Linked DNA regions of Homo sapiens: regions 1, 2 and 4 are each linked to region 3. Evidence: chromatin contacts called from ENCODE Hi-C data. All regions are on one chromosome and are shown on one strand. Each heading gives the region's core, a stretch centred on a gene start or an enhancer-like site at or near the end of the contact. The rest is flanking DNA. Distances are from core to core; before and after follow the strand shown.

Region 1 (6,235 bases), core at 3,720-6,219, 1.8 Mb after region 3:
AGCGGTGGCTCACGCTTGTAATCCCAGCACTTTAGGAGGCTGAGGCAGGCGGATCATGAGGTCGGGAGATGGAGACCATCCTGGCTAACATAGTGAAACCCCGTCTCTACTAAAAAACAAACAAACAAACAAACAAACGAAAATTAGCTGGGCATGGTGGCAGGCGCCTGCAGTCCCAGCTATTCGGGAGGCTAAGGTAGGAGAATGGCGTGAATCCAGGAGGCAGAGCTTGCAGTGAGCCGAGATTGTGCACTGCACTTCAGCCTGGGTGACAGTGCGAGACTCCGTCTCAAAGAAAAAAAAAAAAAAGGTATGTTTTGCAAATATTTTCTCCCAGTCTGTTGCTTGTTCTTTTGTTTTCTTAAGTGACATCCAAAGAGCAAGTGTTATCCAAACAGCAAGTTTTTATAAATTTCTTTCTTTCATGGATTGTGTTTTTTGTTGTACCTAAGAAAACTCTGCCTAATTCAAGATCATAAAAATGTTCTCCTATGTTTTCTTCTAAAAGTTTTATATTTTCACATTTAGGTCTATGATCCATTTTGAATTATTTTGCATATGGTGAAAGGCATGAGTTTATAGGTGTTAAGCTTTTGTTTTAAAAATGATGTCCAATTATTCCAACATGTGCTTCTTTTCACTATCTTTTAATAAGGCTCAATTTAGCAGACACTCTATATATGATCCACAAAAAGAAAGGGAACCTTCTAGCTTTGGTGTGACAATCCTATGGCTGGAGATGAAAGGGCAGTTTCCAGTCCTTTGACTGGCAGAAATACCTAATAAGTATGCTTTCTACTCCATAGAAATGCATGATATAGAATAGTCCAGAAAGAACTGTCAATGCTTTCTAGTCAAAGATCACCAGGAACACACCTGTGGTTGAACAAGCCGAATTTACTACTCATTGCAGCAAGGAAGAACACATCACGGGGAACCACGTGGCATACTGGTAAGGTGTTCAAAAAAATCTTTTAGTAAGATTGGGTTTGTGTTAGGTGATCTGATAGAGGGTTTAAGGTGGTGGAACTTTGCTCTATGCTCTAAACAGGATATTGTCAGGAAGTGGGGGTAATTCTATGATTGGGTATCTTAATAAATCTTATCTAGAAAGAGGGAAGACTGGAATGAGGCTTAAGCTGTCATTGGCAAAGAGGCAACAGCTACGTAGACTAGTTTGGTATTTTCATTTTGTGTATTTCATTTGGTGGGTTGGACAGCATTTGTGTTTTTGTCTACATTCACACACGATTATGAAGTAGTCTTATTTTTGTCCTGATCCACCATGATCATGGAGTGGCCTCGTCTGATGTTGATGTTCTCTAAAATTATTTTTGTTCAACAAGAATACCAAAGCCTAGTGTGCCAGCATCTACTGCATGTCAGAAACTGCTTTTCTCTTTCTCGGAATATAGTGATTAAGAACTTGGGCTCTAGAGTCAGACAAAATTGGGTTTGATTCTAAAGCCTGCTCTTCACTAGCCTGTGGGACCCAGGGTAAATTATCCAACTTCTCTATGCCTCGGTTTCCTCATATGAATATAGGATTTCCTATATTAGAATATAATGTGCTTGCTTCATTGGATTGAGAGAAATCAGATGATCGAGGTTAGGAGCTGTGTCAAATAAATCTGCCGTATCATAGGAAAAATTAAGGATATTGGTGCAGGCAAAGGAAAACCAATAGCACAGGTGATTGTGCCAGGAATGGCAAAGAGCAGTGAAGAAAGTGAGGATAGAAAGCATAATGATTTACACTGGGGGGTAACTAACTTTTATAAAGCTGTTAATTTAATGCAAGGATAATGCATTACACTCATGAAAACATGGTGAAACAGGAAAAACGTGCGCACCTTGCAACAAGTAGGCTTCTTACTTAAATGAGTCCATACTGAAACCCTGGGAAGAGTGTTTGATAATGATGAAAACTATGATTGTGCACATAACAGGAGACAGACTCACATGTTGGGTAGAAGGTTGGGCTGGAGCTTTTTAAACTTCAGCGTACTATCAGCCTAGAAATAATTTCTTGCTTTAACATTACTGGTTTCTGCCTTCTTTCTGGTCCTCTTTGAACCACCCCACCATGTTAAGCAATGCCACATCTAATTTCTAAGTTTTTCAATAAGGCAAAAAGACTGTGTGTGTACCCAACTAGAAGAAAACTCAGTCACTTAAGAGGCTGGGTAATTGATATGTGTATTAAGAATTTTGTTAAAAGAATTTTATTGCCTGAAGGCACTAAGAATTCATCATTATTGTTATTTTAAGAGAGAGGGTCTCACTTTGTCACCCAGGCTGGAGAGCAGAGGCACAATCATAGCTCACTGCAGCCTTGAAATCCTGGCTCAAGTGACCTTCCTGCCTCAACTTCCCAAGTAGCTAGGACTACAGGTGCGTGCCACCACACCTGGCTATTTATTTATTTATTTTTTGTAGAAACAGGGTCTCACTATATTGACCCGGCTAGTCTCAAACTCCTGGCTTTAAGCAATCCTCCCACCTTGGCCTCCCAAAATGCTGTGATTACGTGGCCAGGGCTCATTAAGACATGACAAAATCTTTCAAAATAACATCCAGAAATAAATGTTTCATTTTATTTTTCTTGAAACAGGGTCTCACTCTGTTGTCCAGGCTGGAATGCAGTGGTGTGACCACGGCTCAGTGCAGCTTTGACCTCCCAGGCTCTAGCAATCCTCCTGCTTCAGTATCCCAAATAGCTGGGACTACAGGAGGGTGCCACCATGCTCAATTATTATTATTATTTTTTTAAGAGATGGGATCTCCCCATGTTGCCCTTGCTGGTCTTAAACTCCTAGGCTCAAGTGATCTTCCCGACTCAGCCTCCCGAGGTGCTGGGATTAAAGGCGTGAGTCATCTGTATTTTATTTTAACAATCTAAGAAAGGGAGGTCACAGAATGGGAATCAAGAACTTAGAGGAGTTCAGACTATAAAACGAAGAAATACTACAAGTCATGTATTTGTTTGTTTTATAGGCTGAACTCCTACACCAGAAGTTTCTGATGAACTCATGACCTCCCAAAGGAGCTCTTTTAAATCTTAGTTAGTTTATGAAACAGATTCAACTGCTGCTTTGAGTTATGGCTTTTAATAACCGTAAAAATGCAAAATCTCCCAGGAGTGGCTACAATCTTGTCAGTCATTTGTACTTTAATAATAATTAGATTCTCTTGTAAAACGACGTGCAAAGGGAAGAAGAAACAAGACGTAATTGTGCACTTCATAATTTTACCTAGAGTTCAACCTTGAAAGGTCACATATTAAGGATAGAAGTTTGTGTAATAACGAGAAAACAGAGGATATCCGTTTCTTCACATACTGGATAAACAACAATCCACGGATCCTGCTAATCATCCAACCCATATGTTGAATTGACAAGAGTATTTAATTTCCTCTTTCTGCTTTGAGAAACTAAATATCTTGACAGTCTGAGCACAGTGGCTTAAGTGGCCTTAATTCTCTGATTTCATAAGTTAATGATTAGGTTGAAGCTATAAACTATAGTCCATTCCATTTAAGACCTGGATCAAAGTTAGCTTCATCCAGCATGTTTTAGCACGTCCTTTCTGAGCTATGTTGTCAGTAGTTACCATTCAGTTCCACCATCCTGAATATTCTGCAGTTGATAAACCATTTTGTGAATTTTTTTTTTTTGCTTTCTGTGTATGTTTTTGACTCGCGTGTTTTTGCTTCGCTAATCAGATTGCGAAAGGAAACATCTCACGTTTGCATAGGACTTCACAGTTCATAAAGACCTTTCCCACCCACCACAAAAAAAGTATGACAAGTTTCCCGTCATCTTCATTTTATAGGTGTGGAAAGGGAGTCAAAGAAAAGTTAATCGATACCATTTATCTAGTTAAGCAGGCTTTGAGCAGTTCATCTCCTCCCGTCCTCAAAACGACCTTCTGAGGTGTCTCCTGCAACCCTGCTCTGAAGCTCAGAGCGAGACGGCCTCACATCCCAGGGGGCTCAGCTCTGGCGGGGCCGCCACGCGCCTCCCCGTGCCTTTGGACGGGTGAGGAGAGCTGCTGCCCCGGCGGGGACCACGTGGAGGGGCCTGGTCAGCAAGTGGCAAGGACGCGGCGCAAAGCCAGGCTTTCTAATGTACAATCCGCGGCTCTTTCGATACTGAACACCCACCTCTTCAACAAATTCGAGCGCCTGGCAGGCCCTGCACCAAGCCTAGGGTGATGGCGACCCAGGCGGGTTTTTACTCTCAAGGAGCTCAATTCTAGGGCAGGGAGAAGTAAAATTAAAAAAAAAAAAATCATAACAAACTGAAAAACACATAAATAAGCCACGTCTCTCCTCACCCCTAGCACTTAATCACAAAGGCCTGTAGAGAGTCCCGACGAGAACTTCTGAGCAGGCCCCGCTGTCAGTCCCTGAGGACAGCATGCAAGGGAGGTTGACGTCCCTGGACGAAGAAAGTGCTGGAGAAACTGGCGACCGTCCCACCTTCCCTAAGGCGAAGGCTCTGAATTCCGAAGACCGTTACTCGGCGCGGAACGCGGGCACCGCCGACGTCAAAACACCGGGCCTGGGGGCCGCGGCCTACGCGTCTCCCGGGCTTCGCGCCCCTCGCCCGATTTGATTGGATGGTGGCGGGAAGAAGGCGGGGAGACCCCCGGAGGAGGGGCGCGCAGGCCGGCCGGGGGTTCCCACGGAGGCGTCCAGGGGGCGAAGGGGCGGGAGCGGGCCTCGGAGCGTCGCGCGTGCGCAATTGGGACACAGCCGGCTGGGGACTGCTGGGAGGGCCGGACCCTGCGAGAACGGGTGGGCGTGTGCCCGGTGGGCGCGGGAGGGGCCCGGGCTGCACGAGCGCGCGTGCGCGTCGGAACTGGAGCCGCGGGAGGAGGCGGGAGCTGAGGAGGCGGCGGAGGGGGCGGGTCGCGTCGGGCGCCACGTCCGCAGCCAGAGGCCTCCGCCTCCACCACCGCCGCCACAGTCTTCCAGCTCCACATCCTGAGAGGACGCCTCTGGAGCCGCGACTGCCCGGGGTTGTGCCGGCCGCCGCTGCCGCCCAGGCCGCCTCAGCTCTCCTCTGCGCCGGCCCGCTCACTCCGCCCGGCCCCAGCCCTAGCGCTGGCCGCGACCCCGGCGGTGAGTGAGTCGGGATGCGAGGGCAGGGGCGCAGTCCCGGCTTCCTGCCCTCCTCCGTCGCCCTCTGCCGTCGGCGCCCCTGCCCCTCACCTCCCAGTGCCCGGCCTGGCTGCCCAGCGGGGCCTTGGCGAGGCCCCAGCGGGAAAGGGGGAGGGGCGGGACGAAGTTGGGGGCGGATGGAGGTTCGCTTCTGGGGCTACTCCTCCTTATACGTCGCTGACTGCCCCGCCGCGATTGGAGCTTGCGCACCCCTGGAAAGCCTCCGCCTGACTTCTTAGCATCTGGGGGTTCGGGGTTGGGGGCGGAGGAGGAAGGTGAGGGGCATCAGCAGCCTGGGAGAGGGATGCAGCGGAGGGGCTTGGGTACCGGGCTTCCTCGCCCTGCCAACTCCTGACCTGTTGCTAAACCTCCCTTTTGGGTTCAGGCACACAAGACTTTTTCCCAGTGGACACCCCCATAGCTCTTCCTGGGTAGGAAGGCTGTATCTCCACGCCTAACCTAAAGTAAAAGTGGGAATGGAGAGGGTGCTGGCCGCGCCCAGGGGTGACAGGGAGGGCTGGAGCACCCATCCGTGCCGTCACTGCCTCCCAGTCTAAATAAAAACTGCCTGCTCTGCACACGCAGCTTCAAGACCGACCCCCCAGCTCCCACTTCCAATCAGATCGCCTGTCCTAAACCCTTCTTACATAGAAATTCTGGAGCCCTTCGGGAGTGGGGGGAGTGCTGGGTGTACAACGTGGAGCGGAGGGAGGAGGTGCCAAGCTCAGTGCTAGCCACGGCGCCTCCAGGGTCATTTTCTGCCTCCTGCCACGTCACTCACTGCTAAAGAAAAAAAAAAGATTTGCTAGTGCCTAAAGGGATCAGTAGGGAGAGAAGGGGCCACCCGGAAGGGTTTAGAAACACCTAGAGAAAAGGGAAGGGTTCTTAATTTGATTTTTGCGTCCTTGTGAACACTGTGCTAATTCCAAATGAAAATATTTGCTATATGTGATTATTTGCTGTATGCTATTGTTTAGCCTTTGAAACTTCTGCTGGTGTGAGTGCCCTCAGGGGTTCCCCAGGAATATCGATACAACACCAACAGGTAAACGCGCGCGCCCGTGTGTG
Region 2 (5,543 bases), core at 275-2,774, 1.7 Mb after region 3:
TTGAAATTACTTGGAGAATTCATCCACTTTCCATCAAAAAAAAGCTTGGGAGAGCAGAAAGAGCACAGGCTCTGAGTTCAAATTCAGTTTCCAAAAATCTGCAATTTTGATAAATTAACCAACTAACCTCTCCAAGACTCAGTTTCCTCATCTTAAAATGAGAATAACTCATATGGGTGCTCACTAGAATGGAAGCTCCATGAAGGCAGGGACTTTACTTTGGGCCCACTGTATCCACACTGCATTTAACAGCACCTGGGCACAGCACAGGCTCTCAAATATTTGTTGAATGAATGTGTATGAAATTGATTGAGCTAACACAGGTGAAGTATTAACAGAGTGCCTGACACGTAATTACCACCGGGGCAATGGGAATCTTTGTCATCACCACCACCGCTACTGTATCGGTATTATTACAGTTCCCGGAGGTCGTAGAGCGGCCGCTTCGGGGGGAAAGGCCTGGTTTCAAACCTCGACTTTCCCATTCTCTGGCCGTGTGACTTAGGATAAATTACTGAAACTATTCGGGTTCCTTTTTATTTCCACAAAAATTTGTGTTGGGAGAATTAGAGGATATAGGGAAATTACCTAAGAGAGTCTGGAGCCCCGGTGGCACGAGATGCATGCTAGAGATTAGTATTAAGGCAGAAAATCGCCGAGTCCTCTTTTATCCAGATAACTGCCTTCAATTATTTCCCACATTACTGTAGCTGAGTACATAACAAGAACGCAAATAAGGGTGGAAGGAATTCCCGAGACCGAAACCGCTAAATGAGAAAAGGGAATTAAACCGTGCTTGACAGTTCCCACCAAGGGATGGCAGTTTCCGCGACCGTCGGCCAGTCCAGCCAGCCCAGCCAGCCGAGACTGAAGCAGGACAGTCAGCGACATAACGAACAAAACCGAAGCAGACGCTTAGACCCTCCCTCTAACGGTCTCCCCGCCGCTGGCCTCAGGCGGCCGCCAGACTCCCGTTTCCGGCCCTCGCGGTACCACAGTTCCCAGCATGCCCTTGGCGGGAATTCTTTCCGGCTGGATGACTACCAATCCCAGCATGCCATTCGGCACGCCAGTAAATTAGATGGAAGAGCGGGATAGCCCCATTGCATGCAGGGAATTGCAGTCCATTTAGCGGCTGGTTCATAGATGGGCGGGGAAGAGCCGGGTTGCTCTAGTCCTTTGAGAATGATTCATAGAGGAGGGTCAGGAAAGAAGAACGGTTCAGTCTGTGAAAGCCCCCTTAAAAGACTGGACAGTTCTCCGAGGGAGGGAGAGGCAGGAGAGCAAGCAGGGCCTTGGGCCTGACTCCGCCTCGGTCCGCTAGCCAGGCCTCGACCGAGTCCTGGGCCTTGTCAGGGGCGGCCGTGAGGCGCCGGTTGCTGGGGGAGCGGTGACGTCGCGGGGTGAAAGTTGAGGGGCGGTGACGTCGGGCCGGCCCGGGCGGAGGCTGGCGGGTTGGAGGCAGGACGGAGGGAGGGAAAGAGGGAAGGAAGGAAGCTGGGAAGGAGCGAGCGGGGGCGCGAGGCGTTTACCTGGAGGCAGCGGCTTGGGCGCGCAGAGCGGCCGCGGCTCCCCCGCACCTGCGGCCATGGATGAGGAGCGCGCCCTCTACATCGTCCGGGCCGGCGAAGCAGGGGCTATCGAGCGGGTCCTGAGGGATTACAGCGACAAGGTAAAGAGTCCTGGCCCCGGGCGTGCGGTATCGCACCCCCGGGCCGCCCTCCGTGCTTGCACATCGCATCCTTCCCCACCCCCCTCATTCCGGGGATGCGCATTGCTCTCCCCCGAAAACGTTTCCGGCTTGGGCATGCGTGTTTGTGCCCCCAGCCTTTTCCATCCATGCATCCTGCATCCCACTACCCCCACTGTAGCGCCCACTCCTCTGATTCCTGGCCCAGCAGCTTGACCTCCGGTCCTCCTCTCAAGCGTGCAAGTCACACCCCCGGAATCCGTAGATGTGCATCTGTGCCCCGTGCCCCACTCCTGGATGCATAAATGCATGAGAGGCTTCCTCACCTGTATAGCATAAAAATACGTGCTTCCCTGCATAAACACGGCCCTTGACATGCATCAAATGTATCAGCAACGATGGCAGTTTCTATACGTTTAGCACTGTACGGTTTTCAAGGCATTGATGTCTCATCTATGGTCTCCTTTGATCCTCAGAGTGTTTATAGGGTAGATGGTATCATCCTCCCCATTTTATAGATGAGGAAACCGAGGTGCAAAGAGCTGAAATCACGCCCAAGGTCATGGACATATAATGTTGTAAGTGGGTGGAGAATGTAACTCCTAATGATACCTGTTATTTGTATCGCATTAACAGCTTTCCTATCCATTATCTTATTTAATCTTACAGCAATCCTGTGAGGTATTATCTGCATTTTGCAATTGAGACTCTAGATTGGTTAAGTAACTTGCCCAAGGTCATACTTGGAGCTGGTATTCCAGTTTAGTTCTTTCCACTTCACAACTCTGCGTAAAAGAGTATCTTGTTATAAATCCCAGTCACTTCTCAGAACCTCTTTCCAAGAACCGTTAGCTCTTCATTACTTTTCCTTCCAGGAATTTTACATGCTCACTTCAAAAGATAGCCTACCACACCTTTATCCTTTGGTTTAGAAGACTGCTTTATAGGAATGACTGGCGACTCCCTTCTGTGAAAACACACCCAACACCAAGTCACAACCTAGCTGTTAATGTTTTTCTTTCTTTTGCCCCCGTACATCGTCTCCCCTTCAGTGTTTGCTTTGTGTCCACCACTGCATCCATCCACTTTGTATTACTGACAATTGGTGTCTTATTTTTGAATCTTTTCCACCCGGGGCAGAAATGGCATACTGGTGGCTGAATTCCCGTTTAATCTTCCCAACAACCCTGGGAGGAGAGTGATGGTATTCCCCAATTCACAAATGATAAAATTTAGAATGATAATGTGGTCCCAAGTCCACACAGCCACTGAGAGATAGAGCTGAGATTTGAATTTACGTTGTCCAACTCCAAGTCCAGCGAGCGCTCTTTCTGCCGTACTGTGTTGCTTTCCTTGGGAAGATTCATAGGTTCTATCTATTCATATCTTAGCTCCTTCACTTTCTGATACACTTTATTGTTGAACATGTCTGCCTAATTTAGGAATAACTCATTCAATGCATAGTTGTACATATTGTGGAGATTATGATTTAACCCGATTTATTACTGCTTTCCAGAAAAGATATAAGGCAGCTTCAAACTGATTTTCAGAAGCAAGAAATGCAAAGAGAACTTGGCCATTTGTTGAATCAACTAATGTTTATTTAGCACTTACTATATGCCAGATACCCAGCAATAAATAGGAATTTGTTTCTGTAGGGGAGGAAGGAGGAAAAACCTTCAACTGGATATAATCACGTTCTTTAATATTTCTCCTTCCCTTTATGGCTAAACTAATTAGACTCCAGATTTGCTTCCTCCAATTTATCTCTTCTCATTGGTCTCCCTCCAGATTGGTATCTACTTACCACTCCTGGCCAGGTGCTGTCAGAGCTTAAATCCTGAACATCTCCAGCTCCCCTTTTGTATTGGGAATGTTTTTAAGGTTGTTTTGCATGGTGTGTCTTGCTTAAGGTGGTATCTGAAGTGTTTCAAAAGATTCCCAAACCCTTGTAATTTTGGGATCAAGCCTGAGAGTGCTCTGACTAGATGTGAACTGGGTCAGTTAGCTCTTTCAGAAGAAAGCGCTCCCTTCTTTTTTGGAGACAGGGTCTGTATCTGTCACCCAGGCTGGAGTGCACTGGTGCAATCACGGCTCACTGCAGCCTCCATCTCCTCCCCCCCACCGACCCTCCCAAGTAGCTGAGACTACAGGTGCGTGCAACAGCACTGGGCTAACTTTTTAAATTCATTTTTTGTAGAGATGGGGTCTCACTGTGTTGCCCAGGCTGCTCTCAAACTGCTGGGCTCAAGCAGTCCTCTCACCTTGGCCTCCCAAAGTACTGCGATTATAGGTGTAAGGTACTGTGCCTGGCGAGAAAGCTCTCATATTTAATACTGACTGTAGTAGGGCCAGTATAGTAGGGCTGATTATAATACAAAGAAAATGGCTGAACATCATATTGCAGTGAGGTTTTGCCCCTCAAAGGGAGAGATTTTGAGAGCAGATGAATAGGAAGTGAATGTATGATCATAGTGGTTCAGGCAGTAAGAATGGGGAGGTGGAATTAAATTGCCCAGCTCTATGGTATATGGAATTTAGAACCCTGAAAAAAAATAGTTGGGTACCATATACTTCAGTTTCCTTATCTGGAAAAATGGATTTGAGAAATGTTTGGATTATGAGGTGATTATAGGGCATTGAGGAGTCCAACAGAGAGAAATGAATGCTGTAGAGAGAGAGAGACCGGTTCGTTATTTGGGAGAGTAGTGGAGAGGTTCTTTATGCTACCTTATACCTCTAATAAAGCTAGTCCTTGAAAGGAGGCAGTCAAGTGTAGTAGAAAGGTGGTGGGATTTGACATCAGATAAACTTGGTTCAAATCCCAACTCTGCCATTTATTAGCTTTATGACTATGGATAAATTATATTAAGCCTGTGAGTCTCAGTTGCCTTACCTGTAAAATAGGGATAATATCACCATTCTCTTAAATTATTGTGAGGATTACATTAAATGAAATATAATGCCAACACTGGGCACAATGCACCTAGGAAGCACTCAGTAAGTTACAGTTATAATGACCAGGGTACCTAAGAGGTGTGGCCGGAGCACAGGTTCTGTAGCCAGCCTGGCTATGATCCTCAACTTAATGGCTTGTGTGACCCTAAACGAGTTACTTAACTTTGCTGTGGCTTAGTTTCCTCATCTGCCAAATGGAGATAATAATAGTAACTATATCATAGATTTGTTGTCAGGATTAAATGAGTTACATGTGTAAAGCACACAGAACAGTGCCTGCCACTGAGGAGGCACCCCATAACTGTTAGCTTTGAACAAAAAAATTAAACGTGGCATGAGTTGGGATAGCACGATATTAAAATTTGGGAATATGCTCCATTCTTCCCCTTCTTTTTCTAATGGGTAGCAAAATTGTACCTTGTACCGCTTTTAGAGATACCTGTCGGGCTCCGGGAAACATCTAATTTCTACTGTGTTATATAGATTCTCATTTCCAAGCCTTCTTGCTTCATTCACTGACCTTTGTTATCTTGGAGAGAGGAAATATGTATCTATCCCAGAAAGAATGAAACTTGTCTGTTTGTCAAGGGCATGACACAGCATAGGTCTCAGCATAGGCAAGTTTTTTTGTTTGTTTGTTTGTTTAATGGGAGGAGCAGTTGTTTTTCTCTCCTCTCAATGCACCTGTTAACATTTATTGAGTGCCTGCTATGTACTATGTATTATCCCAAGCATTTTCACATTTCGTATGTCATCTTATATTAATTCCTCTTATATTAATCCTCTTATATTAAAACTTATGAGGGAGATGGAAGTATTCTATATACAGGCTCAAGGTCACATAGCTAAGAAATGGCAGACCTGGTCTTCAGATTCCATATCCAGGGATCTTTTT
Region 3 (5,617 bases), core at 227-2,726:
ACTGCCTCTTGCTACTAATCTATTAACTTTAATAGATTAGTGTATTTATAGACTCAAATTTTTCTGACTTGTAAGTTCAATTTATCACAATGAGCTGCTGGGAGATTAATTACAGTGATTTAATGCAAATGTTAAGAATCCAGGAAAGTCAAACTCATGGTCACACAGAAAGTACAGGAAAAAAGTTTGTCAGCCATTAGACCCTAAGGATGCCTGTTCTTTTCAAGATTTTTTTTTTCTTTCTGAAATGCCCACTAAGTCTGCCATAGGGTCAGAAAGCAATTTTCTTACATGTTTTATAGTTTCTGCATCTAGCCTGGTGCCTGGTACCCAGTGGGCACTCAATAAACATTTAACTCAGGGCAGATCCAATGACCTCAGAAGAATGCTCTTCAATAGACCTTTTGCCTACATTGATTAGTTCTTTTCGGTACTTTTTAAGATTACAAGAGTAAAACCCTAATAAATTCTCATTGTTAAGGATTCAAAACACATAAGTAGACACATCAAAACTTGAAAATCCTGTTACTCACCAACACATGCTTTTCCCCAGGTAACCACCGTCCTCTGATTTGTCTTCCTATGAATTTACATACACGTAGGCACATACGCGTTTGTATAACTTAAAAACATAAATGTAATCACAAATACACATTACTCTGCAACTGTCTTGTGTCGGTTGTTCATGCCATTATAAATATATTTCATCTATTTTAGCAGCTCTTCAGTGATTCGTAGTATGGATGTATTGAGCTTTATGTAATTCACTTGTAATGAACATTTAGATAGTTTCCTATTAAAAACCACGTTGCTATAAATATTCTTGTGCAAATACGTGTATGCATGTAGAATTTTACACCGATCCCGATTCTCCAAAAATCCAAATTGCAGGTGGGATCATTTTAGAATGTACTTCAATAGCGTTCTTCATCCTGCCTCGCGTTTTTAAAAGGACTGAGTGGAGAGCGGGGAAGAGGTCGTAAGATCCCCTGTTAGGGTGTTCATAAAGTAACTTCTCCTCTCGCACAGAACGTCTTGACTAAAAAACAATCCGTACAGAATGTGCGGGAGAGCTGTAGGAACTCCTACGGTGGCGACAGAGAGGGAAACAGGCTTGTTGGAAGAAGCGCCTGGTCAGCGTTATCCTCGAGGATCATGCCTTCCTGTTAATTCCCCACCCCATCAATTCTACCTTTTTAGGTTAGACTGGGGAGTAACTTTCCCAGGTATTAAAAATCGTCTAGAGAGAGCAGGGCGAAATTAGAGTGCCGAAGTGGCTTGAGAAGCACAGTGAATGGTGGCGAAGCCCGAGCCGGGTCGCAAGACGCCCGCTGGCACTGCCGGCGCCATGGCGGCCGCCTTCGGCCACGGCGGAGGACTCGCTTTCCCAGGGGCCCCCGCGGTCGCAGGGGCAACGAGCCCGGCCGGCCCTCGCGAGCGGAGGCGGGGCCGGGGCCGGAAGTCACGTGCTGTGACAGTAGCTGGGGTGAGGCCGTCGTCGCCGCACGGGCTGGTTGGGGCTGTGTCTGTGGGAGGCGCCGGGGTGATGGCGGTGGAGACTCTGTCCCCGGACTGGGAGTTTGACCGCGTTGACGACGGCTCGCAGAGTAAGGGAGCTGCAGGGCGAGGGCTGCGGGTGGACGCTCCTTCGGCCCGCCGCTGTTCTGGGCTGGGCAGCGCTCCTGCGAGAGGGACGGCTGCGCAGCCGTCTGGTGCGGGACACTTCAGAGCCCTTGGGGTGTGCGAGGGACGCGCTCTCCAGCGTTACTTTCGGGGTTGGGGTCCCAGCCACGGCGGGTCAGGCTGCCCGTTCAGGGCTCGGCGTGTGAGGCGGAGACTCTCCTGGGGAGCCTGCGGTGCCCCGCGGGGAGCGGCGTCCCCCTTCAGCTGCCCCGGGGCTTGGGCGGGGCGCGCCCGGGAGGCCCAGCGGCCCCGGGATCCCAGGCTGCTTCTGTCTCTGGCCTCTTGGGGATTTCGCCAGATTCTGAGCGTTCAGCTCTGGAGGACGCTGATGTCTGGGTTCCTGTTTCGGTTTCCTGTTTTTCTTCTTTTCCTCCCAAATCAACTTTTGCAAGTTTGGGTGTCTTTCCCATCGCGTTGCTATAACCGTAGAAGGGAGCGAAAAAAGAACTTTTCACCCTGCGAAAATAAACACGTGAATGTCATTTTATCATTTTCCAGGCCTTTTATTTATGCTAAGTGATATTTTTCAGTGATGTTCTGCAGTTTCCATCGCAGTTATAAAGGCTTCAAAAATTACAGCAAATCTTCAAATTTTGCTTCACAAGATCGAATTGTCTGATTTTAACTTAGAAGTCTATCCCGAAATAAACAAATTGTGTTTCTTTCAGTAAAATATTGAGGCCAAATTAATTGTAGTGAAACTCTACTTGAAATAAATACAAGTTGGCAATCTGCTTCTTATCTTTGGTCATAGTAATCTGTGTAAGTGATCTAAGAGAGATTGGAGCATGCTGTTTGTGATTTTTTTTTTCCCTCATAGTTTTCCCAAAAGGTGGAACGTTGCTTTTAAAAATTCCGGATGAATTTTGCTTGATTTACGAAGAGAGACTAATGCCTACAATGTTAGATGAATTAGGTTTTACAAGTCTCTCAGAGAAGAGTGAGCTACATCCAGGATGGGTTGCAGTTTTTCACAAAACATTCCTGAGGTCAGGAGTTCAAGACCAGCCTGGCTAACATGGTGAAACCCCGTCTCTACTAAAAAATAAATAGCTGGGCTTGGTGGCGAGCGCCTGTAATTCCAGCTACTTGGGAGGCTGAGGCAGGAGAATCGCTTGAACCCGGCAGGCGGAGGTTGCAGTGAGCCGAGATCGCGCCATTGCACTCTAGCCTGGGTGATAATAAGGTATTAGCTCTTATGCAGCATAAAAATTAACCTTGGAGATAATGACAAAATCTTTTAATTTTTTTTTGTGGAGGGGATTCTGTATTGTTATAAAGTGAACTGTACCTTGTCATATATGTTTTATGGACAAAGATGACGAACTGGTATCTTCAAAAAAAATTGGAATAGAGTTATGTTAATTGAGTTTGAAAATGGTTCAGCCTGGAGTAGAATGGTCTGATTCACTCAACAGATATTTTCTACAACCAGTGGCTGTGCTAGATATTAGGGATAAAAAGATAAAACAAGGAGTGCAGTCTGTTGACAAAGATGAGCATGTTAAGTAGGTTTTTGGAATTTTTACTCTTAAAAAATTACCATGTAGTTCTTATCTCAACTTTTGTTATTTTAACTTTCACCAATTTTACAACCGTTTATTGTCAGCAAGGAACTTTTAATGTTATTTTAGGTTTTCTGTTTCCTGTTTGTGAATCCCTGAACATACTAAAGGAGTGATTTATTGGCGTGGTGTTTCTCTAGCATTGTCTTTTTTTTTTTTTTTTTTTTTCGAGACAAGGTCTCACTCTGTCGCCCAGTGCCGTGGCATCGCCACGGCTCACTGCAGCCTCGACCAGCTGAGCTCAGGTGATCTTCCTACCTCAGCCTCCTTAGTAGCTGGCTGATTTTTTCTTTTTAAATTGGGATAGAGACAAGGTTTTGCCATGTTGAACTCCTGGTCTCAAGCGACCCACCGGCCTTGGCCTCCTAAAGTGTTGGGGTGAGCCACCATGCCCGGCCTAGCATTGTCTTTAAGAAGTCATTTGCTGGTCAAATGCAGCTTTGACTGGTCATTTCCTGTGTAGTTGAGAATAAGACAACTATTTGGGGTTCTGAGAATCTGGGCAGTCTTATATGTAAGCTGTAGGGAAGAGAACACCTCCCTGTGCTTGGCGTTCATTAATTTTTGGTCTGTGAATCATATCTAGACTAATTGTTTTCCAAAATTGCCTAGATTAATGCTATAATAAGACAGAAACCTTAATGAACTAAATGGATTCACCGGATTTAAAACTTTATGTGGTTGAAGAATAAAGGAGAGTGGGGGCTAGGTCTTTATACTTTAATACAGCATGAGTCAGAACACACTTTCTCTTACTTGCTTCACATTGCTAATTTGAGGAGAGCAAATTTTTACCTTTTTTAGAAGACAAAGGTTGAATAAAGTTATTCATATCAATAAAAGAAACTGAGTTGGAGTTGAATTTGTTACCTTTGGGAACAAGTAATGAATTTTTATGTGTAACGTGAAATACTTTGACGAATAGGCATATTTTAAAATCCAGCTTATTCCAATGATTCCTTAAAGTTACCTATGAATGTGTTAATTCTGTGAAGAACAGCATAGTATTCTGTAGTCAAGCAGTGTTCTTTGCTGGTTTTTCCAACTTGATTATGACAGTTAAATAATTTAACAAATATCTTGGTTAAATTTTAGACATTATAGAAATAATATGCTCAAGCAGGTATAAAACCTCCATTTAAAAATATTTAGGTGTATTATTAAACATTAGTGTGTATAGAATTAAAAACTACATTTTTAAGTGTTACTTCTGTGACAGACTGTTTTTTTCACCTTCAGATCATGAATATTTGTTTTTGCAAAAGAGTTGTTCATGACTAAAAGATAGAATCAGGACATTGAATTGTTTAAGGCACTTTTCAGATTGGTTCAAAGCCCTCTATTATGGGGGTAGATGGGCTAGTGGCTTTTTCATAATATGTTAGGGTTTTAAGGTAGTAACTTTATATATGGTAACATCTACTGCTTTTAAAATTATTTCGTGTATAGAGAAGATTGAAAGCTGAATTGTTGTTTAACTTTGGAACTTTATTTTCAGGAAGTCCAGACATTCCAGAGTAATAATTAACAGTGCTTTGCGTGACTTTTGAGGTTATTTGAAGTAAATGTCCTGCAATTCATTACTTGCACTTATCACATACTGTTTTAAAATTTAAACTTAGAAATTCATGCCGAAGTCCAACTTAAGAATTATGGGAAATTTCTTGAGGAGTATACCTCTCAACTGAGAAGAATTGAGGACGCTCTGGATGACTCAATTGGAGATGTTTGGGATTTCAATCTTGATCCTATAGCATTAAAGGTTTGATTTGATTTTTTAAAAATATATGTATATATTTTCTGGACATACTATATCCTGAAAACATAATTTTTTAAAATGGAAAAAGTATTTTTATTTGAAATCTAAGAACAAAATGAAAGTTGGAGAAAATTGTTAATTTCCTTTTCTCTAAGCCATGCAGATGTTTTTTAAATGTGTGTGTTTTCTGTTTAAGAATGACAAACACACAGCCTTTAGTGTCAAAGAATGACACAAACTCCAAGTCTTTGAGCTTGCCTTTGATTTTCATTATTAAGAAAATGAGGGCTGGATAGAATATTCAGGCTTTGTTTTTTCTTGATTGAGACTATTTTACATAGAGTGAAATGCAGATACTCTTAATTTTGCCAAACACTTGTAACTCATATCCCAATTAAGATAGAGAATATTTTCACCATTTCTGAAAAGTTCTCTCATGCTATATAGATGTTAATGTGTGAGTAATTTTTTAATGTATAAAATACATTACTCTTTCCATTTTGAAATATTTCTTTTATCTTTAAAATTAGTTTGTTACCACTTGAAAAATAATTTACATTTTATTGAGCACTTGTGTATTACACACTGTCCTAAGTCACACACTGACTTG
Region 4 (5,706 bases), core at 988-3,487, 2.0 Mb after region 3:
GCCACCGCGCCCAGCCTAACTCCTTTTCTTTCTCTCTCACTACATATCCAATCTGCCAACAAATACCCTGTATTTTGCCTTCAGAATATAACCAGCATCTGTTTATTTCTCACCACGTCCACGATTATTACTATGATTCAAGCCGTTATCATCTCTCACCTGGATGAATGCCAACAGCTTCTTAATTGGACTTCCTGCTTCTTGTCCACCTCCACTCCCCAATTCAGAACCACAAGCAGAAAAATTCTTTTCCAAACTTATGTCAGATCACATTACTTCTCTGCTCATAATCCTGCAGTTATTCCCATTTCACTAAGTAAAAACCCAAATCTTGAAAACTGCTTATAAGGCTCTCTTCAATCTGGCCCTAAGTCAACTCTGACCTCATCGTCTACTATTTTTCCCTCACTTATTCTGCTCCAGACATACTGGATTCTTCTGCTGTTCCTTCCAAAGGTCAAGCATATTTCTGCCTTTTCCCTTACTCTTCCCTTTGCCTGGAATGGTCTTCCCTTAGATATCTGCATCCCACCACCTCCTTCAGGTCTGCTCAAGTGTCACCTTCTCTGTGACTTTTCCCCCGATCATACTTAAAATTGCAACCCCATCCCTACCCTTGTATTCTTTATCCCTTTACTCTGCTCTATTTTTTTCCACAATACTTATCACCACCTAAAATACTACATATTTTACTTTCTGCTTGAAGACATGACTTTCTGTCTTTCACTCACTGCTATATCCCTAGCATTTAAATCAGTGCCTGGCACATGCTAAGTGATCAAGAGTCTATCTGTTGAGCTATGCTTTTATTTCCACCAGGGGGCCTAACAATCATGTAGCCTGGTGTTTCAGGAAAAGATCATAAAGCATCTCTAAGATTTCTTTCAGTGCTCTGATCCCTAGAAGGACTACAACTTGCCTAGAAAGAAAAACTGTGCTTTGTCTCGGCAACCACAAGGAGGAGTTGAGAAAAAGAACCGAGCAGAGAAACCAGATAATGCTGTTTCCCTTGCTTTTCCCACAGTAACCTCAAGGTGGAAGAACACTGGATCTGGAGCCTGCTGTACTGAATGAATGATTTTTCTCCATACTATGAGTTACCTAGACACAAACGTAAACAGGAAACATCACAATCCTTCCGAATGCCACAAAAAGGCCAAGGGAATCCATATACAATGGCCACTAAGGACAGGAAAGGTGTTTCTTTAACTCCAGCACTAAGAATTCTCCACAAATTCAGGGGAGGAGCTCCAGTTAGCACAGAAAGACACATAACTCACTGATGAAGACCGAGTGTTTCAGGTCGTCAGTACTCTTTGGCCAGAGAAGTATTAAGTCAATTCTATTTAATACTTAGGGCACCTAAAATTCGTAAGCGGTATAAGCAAGACAGTCCCACGTCTAAATTCACAGATTTGGCGGATCGCATGGAATTCATTAACATCAGACTCATTAAACACCCAAATCCATTTCCCACGGGCTTGTGACTCACCGCCACCTGTTGATGCCCACATTGGAGGAGCCGGCGAACCAGGGGTCCAGGATGTAGACGCAGCGGATGGTGTCGGCGCCCTGAATGCACTCCTTCAGGGCGGGGTTGTCGTGGAGCCGGAGCCCCTTTCGGAACCAGTGCACGGCGTTCACCCCCATGCCGGGGGGCGCGGCGGGTCCTCCACGGAGAAATTCAAGGAAGGAGGCTCCGGCTCATAGCCGACACCTTCGCTTCCAAGAGAATTGCCTCACCCGGGGCGTGAGGAAAGGGCGGCAGAGGGGGAACAGGAAAAAATGACTCCGAGGAGGGGACCGGAGAAGGCGGGGGCGCCGGAGGCGCAGTGGAAAGATGAATGGAGGTTGCCTAGTCGGCGGAGTCCGGGTGTGACGCCCTTTAGGAGCCCGCGCCCGCCGCAACCGCCTGGAGGCGACGCATAACTTCGAGGGCCTCGGACCTCCGGAGCCTGAGCAAGTTCCAGGAGCTCGAGCCGCCACGACGGCCCGAGCCGGCACGGACGGCCCCAGGAGATTCGTCACGGAAACCTCGCCCCACCAAGGCGGCCCCTAAAGACAAAACGGCCCGCCCGAGGTGAGTCACCGAGGAGAACCGGAGGGGAATGAGCCCCTGTCGGCGACGCTGTCTCTCGGCCCGGGAGAAAGGACCGGGAACGGAGGCTAGAGGCGGTGGTCGAGGCCGCTGGACGGTTGCCGGCCGGTGACCGGTCCCGAGGCTGCCCGGGTGACTCTGCCGCCGCCGCCGCGTCAGCGGCCTCGGCCCCGCCCCCGGCTCCTCATTGGAGGGCGCGCTCCCCTCGTGACCACCGGCACCTCACGTTTCTGAAGTGTGTTTACTACACTGGCTCGGAGGGGTAATCTGCTCGCGCTTCGGTCGCTTTTGGAGGAGCGGCAGCCGCTTGATCCCAAACTTGTTGACCCTCGTCCACACGCTGAACTCACTGCCTCTGCCCCTTTCCTGTGCCGACTGGTGGCCGTCCCTTGGAAGCAAATCGCGTTGACCACAGGCCCCTTGTGAGGGAAGGCTTAGCCCCGCCCCCAAGGGCCATGAGCGGCCACCATTGGCCGAGGCTCGCTGAGACCCGGATGAGCACGGGGATGCGGGGAGCTTGCGGGCGCGCGCGCTGCTCCGTTAGGCGCGCGTGCGCTCTCGCTGCGTTCCAGAGGGTAAGGGGGCGGGGCCGGCGGGCAGGAGCGCGCTCGGCGATTCCTCCCGTGGGATTTGGGGAGGGCCTGGAAATTGTCCGGTTTCCTTCAGGAGCCAGTGGTGGAGTCGGGCGGAGAGTGAGGGGAGGATGGAGTGGAAGGAGGAGAGTGGGAGGCTCCACGTACATTTCAAGTCCAAACCATGTGCTTCAATCCTGCTTTGGCCAGAGAACCCTACTTTGGAGATTGTGGAGCTGTGCCCCTCCACTCTCCTGGCCCTTGGGTGCCTCCTCCCCCTTGTACATACTCTGGGGAAAAGGGTAATTGGCAGGACGGATGCCAGGCATTCCTGGACTTCCTGGAATTTTTTTAATACTAGCGATATATATCATCAACCTTTCACCCCTCGTCTCTTACATTTAATGTAGTTTACCGGTCTCTTTGAAACTGGACGTTTGTCTACTTTTCCAGCGACAGTGAACTGCAGGCCATGGCATCCCTTAGATATATGATGCCCTTAAATTCATTCAATGATTACTTTTTGAATGAACTAGGCACTGTTCAAAGCACTAGAGATACAGGAGATACTTAATAAAACAGACTAAAACCCCACCCCTCCTGGGGTTTACAATTTGTCTCTTAACCTTTGCTGTTTTTTCCTCTATAAAATACTCTTCTTTGGAATCCAGTACTCAATATTACCACCTTTGAGCTACCTAGGATATTTCTACGCATCCCTTTAGACTCAGATGAAATAATAACTAATTTCTGAAAGTATTCCTGATCCCTAGGGCAAATTTAGGACCTCCCTGGGTTCTCCAAGTATGTTTCTGTTACATCACTTTTCACACTACCGTGAAAATTAGTTGAAAAGTGCCCATTCCTAGCAATACCAACTCAGTAATAGTACTTATTATCATAATAATGTGCCTCTGATTCCCTCTGAAGTGTGATTTCTCAAGGACTGGGTCTGTATTCAGTTTTCTTTTGTTTTTATTTTTTGCATCAACACCAGAACAGAGCCTGACATAGGCAAATGCTTATTTAATGAATGAATGAGTGAGTGAGTGAGTGCTGTTGGCCACCAGTGTGTTTGGCAAAGTTAAAAGAAAGAAGGAGATGGCAATTCTTATTGGTTGAATTGTGTGTCCCCAAAATCATATAACTCTCAATGACTATAAATGTGGCCTTATTTGGAAATAAGGTCTTTGTACATGCTCAAGTTAAGATGAGGTCATTAGGGTGCACCCTAATCCAGTGTGATTGGTGGCCTCATATAGTGGAGAAATTTAGACACAGAAATACATATACATACAGGGAAAATACCATGTAAAGATTGGAACTGTGCTGCCACAAGCCAAGGAACTACTGGAAGCTAGGAGAAAGACCTGGAACAGATCCTTTCTTAGCACCTTCACAGGACTGTCGCACTGCTGACACCTTGATTTTGAACTTCTGGCCTCTAGAACTGCGAGACAGTTAGTTCCTATTGTTCTAAGCCTCCCAATTTGTGGTGCTTTTTTACAGCAGCCCTAGCAAACTAGTGCAGCAATAAAGTAAATTCAATACTCTAGAGAGCCAATCTGTCTGAATAGTCTTCCCTACTTCTGCTTCTGTTGCCACAAGAAGTATATATCAGCCTTTCTTTGGTTCTGTAAGAATACTTTTAAAATTATATATATGAATGATATGGTTTGGCTGTGTCCCCACACAAATCTCATCTTCAATTGTAGTTCCCATAATCCACACGTGTTGTAGGAGGGACCCGGTAGGAGGTAATTTAATCATGGGGGCAGTTACCTTCATGCTGTTCTCATGATAGTGAGTGAGTTCTCACAAGATCTGATGGTTTTATAGGGGGCTTTTCCCCCTTTTGCTTAGCACTTCTCCTTCCTGCCTCTATGTGAAGAAGGTTGTGTTGGCTTCCCCTTCTAGCATGATGATCAGTTTTCTGAGGCCTCCCCAGCCATGCTGAACAGTGAGTCAATTAAACTTCTTTCCTTTATAAATTACCCAGTCTTGAGTGTGTCTTTATTAGCAGCATGAGAACAGACTAATATAGTAAATTGCTACTGGGAGGTGCTGCTATAAGGATACCCAAAAATATGGAAGCACCTTTGGAACTGGGTAACAGGCAGAGGTTGGAATGGTTTGGAGGGCTCATAGGAAGACAGGAAAATGTGGGGAAGTTTGGAACTTCCTGGAGACTTGTTGAATGGCTTTGACTAAATTACTGATAGGGATATGGACAATGAAGTCCAGGCTGAGGTGGTCCCAGATGGAGATGATCTTTTTGGGAACTAGAATAAAGGTGACTTTTGCTATGTTTTAGCAAAGAGATCTGTGAAACTTTGAACTTGAGAGAGATGATTTAGGGTATCTGGCAGAAGAAATTTCAAAGCAGCAAAGCATTCAAGAGGTGTCTTGGGTGCTGTTAAAAGTATTCAGTTTTATATATTCACAAATAATATGGCTTGGAATTGGAACTTATGTTTAAAAGGGAAGCAGAGCATAAAAGTTTGGAAAATTTGCAGCCTGACAATGTGATAAGAAAGAAAAACCTATTTTCTGAGGAGAAATTCAGACCAGCTGCAGAAATTTGCCTAAGTAATTTGGAGCCAAATGTTATTCTCCAAGACAATGGGGAAAACGTCTCCAGGGCATGTCAGAGGTCTTCACAGCAGCCCCTCCCATCACAGACCCAGAGGCCTAGGAGGAAAAAATGGTTCTGTGGGCCAGGCCCAGGGCCTTGCTGCTTTGTGCAGCCTTGGGACTTGGCGCCCTGTGTTCCAGCTGTGGTTAAAGGGGGCCAACGTACAGCTCAGGCCATGGCTTGAGGGTGCAAGCTCCAAGCCTTGGCATCTTCCACATGGTGTTCAGCCTTGACAGAAGTCAAGAATTCAAGTTTGGGAACCTCTGCCTAGATTTCAGAGCATGTATAGAAATGCCTGGATGTCCAGGCAGAAGTTTTCTGTGGTGGCAGATCTCTCATGCAGAACCTCTGCTAGGACAGTGCAGAAGAGAAATGTAGGGTTGGAGCCCCATACAGAGTTT

What was found. A loop is a pair of places that touch in the nucleus more often than their neighbours do. Pooled maps may share reads with other maps.
Region 1: a loop to region 3 is called in a map of CD8-positive, alpha-beta T cell, with 13 times the contacts of the local background. The contact joins the promoter of TMEM263 here to the promoter of WASHC4 in region 3. A Hi-C loop is called at or near these places in 1 of 168 maps with a recorded cell type or tissue (CD8-positive, alpha-beta T cell), 3 of 37 single-sample maps with no recorded cell type and 13 of 50 pooled maps.
Region 2: a loop to region 3 is called in a map of naive thymus-derived CD4-positive, alpha-beta T cell, with 5 times the contacts of the local background. The contact joins the promoter of RIC8B here to the promoter of WASHC4 in region 3. A Hi-C loop is called at or near these places in 1 of 168 maps with a recorded cell type or tissue (naive thymus-derived CD4-positive, alpha-beta T cell), 1 of 37 single-sample maps with no recorded cell type and 9 of 50 pooled maps.
Region 4: a map of CD4-positive, alpha-beta T cell shows a loop between it and region 3 (15-fold over the local background). The contact joins the promoter of CRY1 here to the promoter of WASHC4 in region 3. A Hi-C loop is called at or near these places in 3 of 168 maps with a recorded cell type or tissue (CD4-positive, alpha-beta T cell, gastrocnemius medialis and naive thymus-derived CD4-positive, alpha-beta T cell) and 10 of 50 pooled maps.

What each region holds. Positions count from the first base shown.
Region 1 is chr12:106,950,938-106,957,172 of GRCh38, forward strand. It overlaps TMEM263 (transmembrane protein 263), which reads left to right and starts at 4,970. Exons shown (of 4, transcript NM_152261.4): 1 at 4,970-5,128; 2 at 6,145-6,212. It overlaps TMEM263-DT (TMEM263 divergent transcript), which reads right to left and starts at 4,558. Exons shown (of 1, transcript NR_185933.1): 1 at 2,576-4,558. RefSeq lists a silencer at 4,598-5,357 and enhancers at 4,634-4,928, 5,858-5,917.
Region 2 is chr12:106,773,158-106,778,700 of GRCh38, forward strand. RIC8B (RIC8 guanine nucleotide exchange factor B) reads left to right here and starts at 1,525. Exons shown (of 10, transcript NM_001330145.2): 1 at 1,525-1,672. The coding sequence starts at 1,589. It overlaps LOC100287944 (a long non-coding RNA gene), which reads right to left and starts at 1,674. Exons shown (of 4, transcript NR_040246.1): 1 at 1,533-1,674. RefSeq lists enhancers at 674-1,225, 1,996-2,045 and a silencer at 1,436-1,665.
Region 3 is chr12:105,106,255-105,111,871 of GRCh38, forward strand. WASHC4 (WASH complex subunit 4) reads left to right here and starts at 1,477. Exons shown (of 33, transcript NM_015275.3): 1 at 1,477-1,607; 2 at 4,871-5,010. The coding sequence starts at 1,547. It overlaps LOC414300 (a long non-coding RNA gene), which reads right to left and starts at 1,388. Exons shown (of 2, transcript NR_121211.1): 1 at 534-1,388. RefSeq lists silencers at 1,286-1,565, 1,776-2,025 and enhancers at 1,586-1,745, 3,584-3,743.
Region 4 is chr12:107,091,312-107,097,017 of GRCh38, forward strand. It overlaps CRY1 (cryptochrome circadian regulator 1), which reads right to left and starts at 2,238. Exons shown (of 13, transcript NM_004075.5): 1 at 1,493-2,238. The coding sequence starts at 1,650. RefSeq lists silencers at 2,070-2,299, 2,630-2,709 and an enhancer at 2,380-2,529.